Linked DNA regions of Homo sapiens: region 2 is linked to region 1. Evidence: chromatin contacts called from ENCODE Hi-C or POLR2A ChIA-PET data. All regions are on one chromosome and are shown on one strand. Each heading gives the region's core, a stretch centred on a gene start or an enhancer-like site at or near the end of the contact. The rest is flanking DNA. Distances are from core to core; before and after follow the strand shown.

Region 1 (3,214 bases), core at 536-3,035:
TAGCTTGCATGAGGTTGTTTTTGTAATTGATTTGTGAGTTAAATTTGCTCACCAGCTGCAGTGAAATTGCTGTGTTGGGAGGGTCCTTCAAAGCTCCTTTATGCCCTACTATGCCTAGCTCAGGGCTAGGCACATAAAAATGCTTAAATAAGTGCTTCTTGGTTGGCTGCCCTTCCATAACCTTCTCCAGTCCTGCCTGGAGCTGAAAGCACGTGCCCTACTTACAGCTCCAACGTGTGAGGAGAGGCCCTGCACTCTCACTTCCTCAGACACATTTTTAGAGAATCATCTGAGCCCCGGGGGCAACGATGCAAGTTTCCATCTGTGGTATGCCAGGCCTCCCATCACCTCAGCCTTTCAACTTGGTGGGAGAGAAAATATCATGGGCTAGGAATCAGGAGACTTGGATTTCCTGCAGCTGTGTCCCCAACTTGCTGTGCAACCCTCAACAAGACACTCATCCTCTCCAAGCCTCGTTCTTCTCATCTTTAGAATGAGGAGATGGCCCAGGTGATCTTCCAGGGATCTGCCCACACCAGCACGGCCCTCAGCCAGTCCCTTCCAGCCTCAGCTGTGCAGACATTGTGTGCTATGGGGATGAGGGCCACTTTGCACCCAGGAAGGCACCTGCACTCCCCCTGGACCTGTGCCCATTAGCGTGTTGATCCCAGCTAAAATGGCACAGCCTTGCCACAGTCACACAACATTGCATGAGCATCTTGGGGCAACAATTCTTTCCCCTGGGGCCACAGGCCCGGGCCCCAGAGGCAGCTGCCTGCCCGAAGCAAGACTTAGCCTTTCCTGGTAAGTCAAGAGAAGCCTAAGTGAGGTCTCCTTGATGATCCAGATATGGATCCCATGACACCTAAGGACACATCTAGGGAGGCTAGACTACCCACCGATGTAGGCTTCAAGGCCAGCACTGCTCTCACTCACATCCTTGAAGCAGGTGGCACCAGAATGGGGAATTGTGTGGTTCCCAAGAGCCTCTGTGGGGGAATTCCTCTCCATTCCTCTCTGCCCGACTGCCCTCCTCACCTGCTTCCACCTGCTGTTAGAAACAGGAGAGATGTGACCTGGAAGGCACCTCCAAGACCATCTGGTCCACCCTCTTTGTCTACAGATTCAGAAACTGAGTCCAGAGAGAGGAAGTCACTCACTTGGGGCATGCAGCTGCCTGAGTGAGGAAACAGTCTTCAATGGCAAGCCACTCAACACGTCTCAGAGAAGCCAGCCAGGGCTCCCTTCCCCCTTCTGGAGGCCGCGTCCGCACGTCCACAGTGCAGCAGGTGCCCAGCCAAGACTCTCGACTCAGGGAACAGGGTGGGAAAGCTTCTCAGGGGGAGCAGCCAGGAACACCGGGTGGTTGACTCAGTTCTCTGCACCAGTGGCGAAGGCTGGCTGCCAGCCTGCCTCTGGGGGCTTAATGTGGGTATAAACTTCTTGCAACTGTTGTAAGCAGGACAGGCAGGGAAGAGATGAAGGTGGCAGCGTTGTCTTCAGCTGACCAGTGTTCAGGCTGGAACTGGGAGTCGGGCCTGAATTCAGACCACAAAAAAAAGCTATTGTTAGGAGCCCCGTTCCCTATTAGGGATAGAGATCAGAGCTTGTGGAATTTACTTCTATTGAGTGATCCCCACTTCTCTCTGCCTGTCTAAATCCTCTCTTCTTTGAAAAGCAGCTCAGAGCTGCCTCTTTCTTGAAGCCTTCCTTGCCTACGAACACCCCCATGCAGTCTCCATCCTCTGAACAGCTTGCAGCATTTCCTTCAGGAGGCATCAAGGAACTGGGCACCCGTCATGAGTTCTGGGCTGCCGCTTAGATTACGCATGTGCCTGAGGTCATGGGACCAAAGGCTGGGCGTCTTCAAGAGGAGCAGGATGTTCTACCCCTTTAGTGCCCTCCGCAGCCCACGGCCCAGCAGAATACATAAAAGGTGTGCAATAACAACTTACTTGCCTGTTGACTGATTCCAGTTCCTCCCCCCAAAGGACAGCGAAGCCAACCACACACTCTTGAAATGCTTGTTTCTCCTGTCAGACATCCCTCATGTCCCCATGCCAGCACCCCCAGGCAGTTCCACGGGGAGAGGAGTGTAAGGTGGCAGAGTTGCCGACTGGGCTTCTGGAACTGGCATCAGGCTTGAGGGTCGTTTCGGTGGACTCCACACTGCCTCACGGACCAGGTGCAGCACAGCTGGCTAGGACCCGTAAGTCCTGCCTTGCATCCTCCCTCCCATCATTACAGCAACACACACACACACACACACACACACACAATGTCCTCATGTTTTTCCCTCTTTGGCTGCCCCTGAAGCCTATTTCCACTCAACTCCTCCTCTATGGATATGTTCGGACATGTGTAATTTATCCCAGGGCCCTTTCGGACTGGAGTTAATCTCACATCCTAGTCTACACGCATCACCTGCCACCCAACTCGTCCCCCAGGGACTCCCTCCAGCTCTGGGAAAGGCCAGGTGACAGCAGCTCTCACACCGGCTCTGGTGTGGAGAGGGGTCAGAGTAAGTAAAACCAGAAACAGAGAAATAGCAGCAGTAAAAGCAAATGCCACTGTGTTGCTGGACCTCACGGAAGCCCCTGCCCACATTTAGAAAGATCCTATAATTTCCAGACCGTCCTGGTCAATAATAATCCGAGAGAAACCTTAATGTTTGATTTCTTCCTCGTTGTGATTTGTGGCTTGTGGAGCTCAAGATCTTTGAGGCCAAAATGGTGTTTTTGTTCATTAGGCAAAGTTGCAGGCCCAGGCAGCAGCGGCTTTCTCCAGTCTGCCCCCGCCTGGCCCCAGCTGAGGCTCAGGAAACCTCCTTGGCAACGGCTAAGGGTCTCACAGTGACATTAACCCAGCCACATTCCACACATGTAATATTCCCGAGTAGTACTTAAGCTTGTAAATCCATTTTTTATGATGCAGAATTGTACAGCATGTGCAACGCGATGCGGATGTGTTAACATCACCGTGAGAAACTTAACTTTTGAATATCCTTGTTTTGGGAGGTACACATTTTACAACTTCAGCAACATGTTACCAAACATTTCTTACACAGTTACTTCCATACAAGGTTCAAGGTGGTTGGTTATATTTAAATATAGAATTTCCCCCTACCTGATCACACTGAACAAATTAAAAATGGCTCAATTATTTGCATCAAGTTCTGGGTTTCTTACTGACGCCCTTGCTTCCCTATTGTAGC
Region 2 (3,214 bases), core at 276-2,775, 610 kb after region 1:
ATGCCTATTATTATATTTCCTTAAGGGTAAATAAAATAAAACTAGGTCTTCAATGTAGATACATCTTACAGGTTATTTGGGCAGAGCTTCCCAACTGGCATAGCAAAGCAGTGGACTATGGTTGTGCCAAGATGTTGATCTCTTTAGTTCAGAAGGGTTGCTGGGCAGGGCCTCAGACAGTGGAAACCCCAGGCCTGTTGCTACCAATCTGAAGCAACTCCATCCTGTTAAGCTCAGGGTGCTGAACAAACATGGAATGTTTTAGATGTGCCATGATATAAGAAAAGTAGGGAGGTGCTGCTTTCGGCTTGGTCTGCATTTCTAATTATTTCTGCACAGGGCATTAGGCAAATGTTACAAACTTCTTTCCCCCAGTTCTAAAAGGCCCAGCAATTAGTCAAAGCAAGAGGCAAAACCAACAGATGTACATTTGACAATGAGCTTATGTTCTTTTTAACAATCACAACAACAAAATGAATGTCAGTAAAACTGTAGGAATGCCTAAGTCTACGTACCAAACCACCTACGAAACTGATGCATGAAAGATGACCAATATCGCACCACATCATTCTATCCTGACATGATACGAGCTAAGAGTGTATGTTAACTAACTTGTCCGTTAACATGAAGATTAGCTAACATTAAGATGATAAAGAAGAGTTTGAATAAAAATGCCCTTTTTGCAAATGTAGCCAGAAAGAGGACATGTTAATTCAGGACTGTCCTAAATAAAACAACTTACTTTGAATTATATATTCTAAACATTGATTTCTGGAAAATGGATATTAGCTGAAAGTTTGGAATGCTACTGATACTTACCATTGATTTTCTCAGATGATGTAATTTGAGGGATTAAAATCTAAACGTCGAATTTAATGAGTAATAGTAACATCACTGAAACACTGATTCTAAATTTAACATCGTCAGGGGAACAATCTAGACACTACACAAACATGAGGATGTTTGTGTGCTACAACTTCCTAGCCAGAGGTGAAGGTTGAAAAAGTTGAAAAACAAAAATTAATGTAGCAAATGGAAATATTTAAAAGCTGATTCTTAGTATAATAGAGTTGCCATGTTTCTGATGCATATCCTTTTTGTTGGAAATTTGAATATTCAGCTCAGACAAAACTCACTCAAGACTAAGAAGCGGGAACCTTTCCTTACCTGTTTGTTTTTGGCTGGCTTAAAACAATCTGGGCATATCGCAGCTCTAAAATAAAATTCAAGTTAATATAAAAGGTTAATGAGTTTATTTTGGGGTAGATATAATTCAAATATATTTCATACAAAATGGCTGCTAAACTCAGGACATCAGGAGCAGACAAAATGAGTCCCTGTATGAGCTATATCGGTTTGCCCAGGAACTATGTTCAAGGACACATTTTATTTTTTTGAGGGCACATTTTAAACCTACTAAGACATAACAAGTTCTTCTCTTTCTTATTAGGAAGAGAAGCAATACTATTTTCATGAAAACCAAACAGCATTAACAATTTTACACCATTGACGTTGTTTACATGGCAACTTACAGGAAGTGGCAATCCTCAACTGTTTCTGGGTGAGCAAAGACCACACTCACTTCAAACAAGCTCTAAAAATTATAAAGACAGTTTAAAAATGAGCAAAAGGAAACTAACATCTAACAACTTATTAATGGAAATAGAAATTAATTCTCAAAGATTGGCTCAGAAAAGAATGACCAGAAAAACTGGAAATACTACTGCTCTCAAATCAACTTGTTATCAGGGCAGCTGTAAAGGAAATAGTTTTGTTTTTTTTTTTAACTTCTAAAACTCAGTCATTAGTGATCCTACCAAAAAAGTTTTAAAATAAATGTGTATACTTTTTGGACAAATGTGTAAATTAGGTATAAAGATGAATGAGAATTTACAGAATTGAAAATAAATAATAACAGAGAGAAATGAAGAATTATTCTGCCAATACTATGATTTGAATTATTAGCAAGGCAAAAAACATACTATTCAGATCCCTAAAAACCATATGAAGCTTCTTTTTAAAGTGCTCAAACGTCTTAATGGATTTGAGTTTTAAAACCAGATCTTAATTTTTTTTGTTTTATTACAAAAATTATACACATAAATTATAAAATGATCAAATACAAGACAGTTTTTCAATCCCACGCCACTGAAGCAGAACCATTAACAATTTGATGTTTCTTTCTAGGCATTTTTGTGAATATAAATGTATATGTATTATTTTTTAAGACATGCTTTTGGAAAATTGCTTTAATATTATATCATGGAAATCTTTTCAACTCTAGGGACTGTCAGACATTTAAGCTGTAGAAAATTTTTCTGTAACAAAAAAAAAATGCTATAATGAACATCCTTGTACACCAAAAAAAGCATGATTTTATACTTTTACCTCCATGGAGAATATACAAAATTCCATATCGGGGAGGGGTCAGGGGCAGGAATAGCTAAAAATGCCATACTATGTTGCAATTTTGTCTTTATATTTACTGAGTTCATTGGATAGTTAGTAGACCTATTAGCTACTCTAGAATCACAATAATGAATAGCTTTTTTTTTCTCGCTCCTTATTCTAATCTATACAATAATTAAAATGAACAACGCATTCCTTTTATTCAGGGAAACTTCACTCAACCCACATCTTTTGTTTTCTATTTTCTGTTCTCACTGATACAACATGTAAAATTATTTGTGCTTCAAAACTGAAATTTGAGGTAAAAATATTTTGCATTAATGACTTCTCTAACTTCCAAAATACTTTCATTACCTCATTTCCTCTTCATGCTATCTGTGAAGTGGTTTTATTCTCTATTCTCTCAATACTCGGTTTACAGAACAGAGCATATTCTTACAGAAGGAAATATTACTGCATAATTCAGAATGGTTTTGAAAAACTGTTTAGCTTTAGTAGATGGTTTTGTGATTTTATTTGAATAGGGGTGTATCTGATATTCAGGGAATTTCCTTCTAGCAAAATGATGAAGCAATGAGGCCATAATATTAAAATCTAATTTAAGATGACCTTCCTGTTTTCACACCTGGAAGCCTGTTGAGTCTTCCCTGAAAGTCAACCCATTTCAGAGACTGAGGTAAGGTCTGCTCTGGAAAAGGGAAATGTTCTGTTTTCAAAGGCAGTTACTGCCTAAAAGTAAACAGGGGGATTTGAGATACCAACAAGGTAGGATTGAGCCCATACTCATTGTAGTTGAATAGGTTCT

The links. Hi-C counts contacts between places; a loop is a spot of excess contacts on that map. ChIA-PET counts read pairs that join two places held with the same protein, here RNA polymerase II (POLR2A). Pooled maps may share reads with other maps.
Region 2: a loop to region 1 is called in a pooled map, with 3 times the contacts of the local background. The contact joins two enhancer-like sites. A Hi-C loop is called at or near these places in 5 of 37 single-sample maps with no recorded cell type and 3 of 50 pooled maps. POLR2A ChIA-PET finds 5 or more read pairs at or near these places in 1 of 52 experiments (B cell).

The regions. Positions count from the first base shown.
Region 1 is chr2:60,350,771-60,353,984 of GRCh38, forward strand. No RefSeq gene overlaps it. Among named protein-coding and RNA genes, the nearest start is that of MIR4432, 35 kb to the right of the region's middle. RefSeq lists enhancers at 832-911, 1,682-2,181, 2,662-2,741, 2,882-2,931. Within about 2 kb of position 1,786, at least 5 of the 41 ENCODE cell types and tissues checked have a DNase peak (open chromatin) inside an H3K27ac peak, as active enhancers do; they include B cell, where a contact is called at or near this core.
Region 2 is chr2:60,963,891-60,967,104 of GRCh38, forward strand. It overlaps PUS10 (pseudouridine synthase 10), which reads right to left. Exons shown (of 18, transcript NM_144709.4): 7 at 1,533-1,594; 8 at 1,168-1,213. Among named protein-coding and RNA genes, the nearest start is that of PEX13, 52 kb to the right of the region's middle. Within about 2 kb of position 1,526, at least 6 of the 41 ENCODE cell types and tissues checked have a DNase peak (open chromatin) inside an H3K27ac peak, as active enhancers do; they include B cell, where a contact is called at or near this core.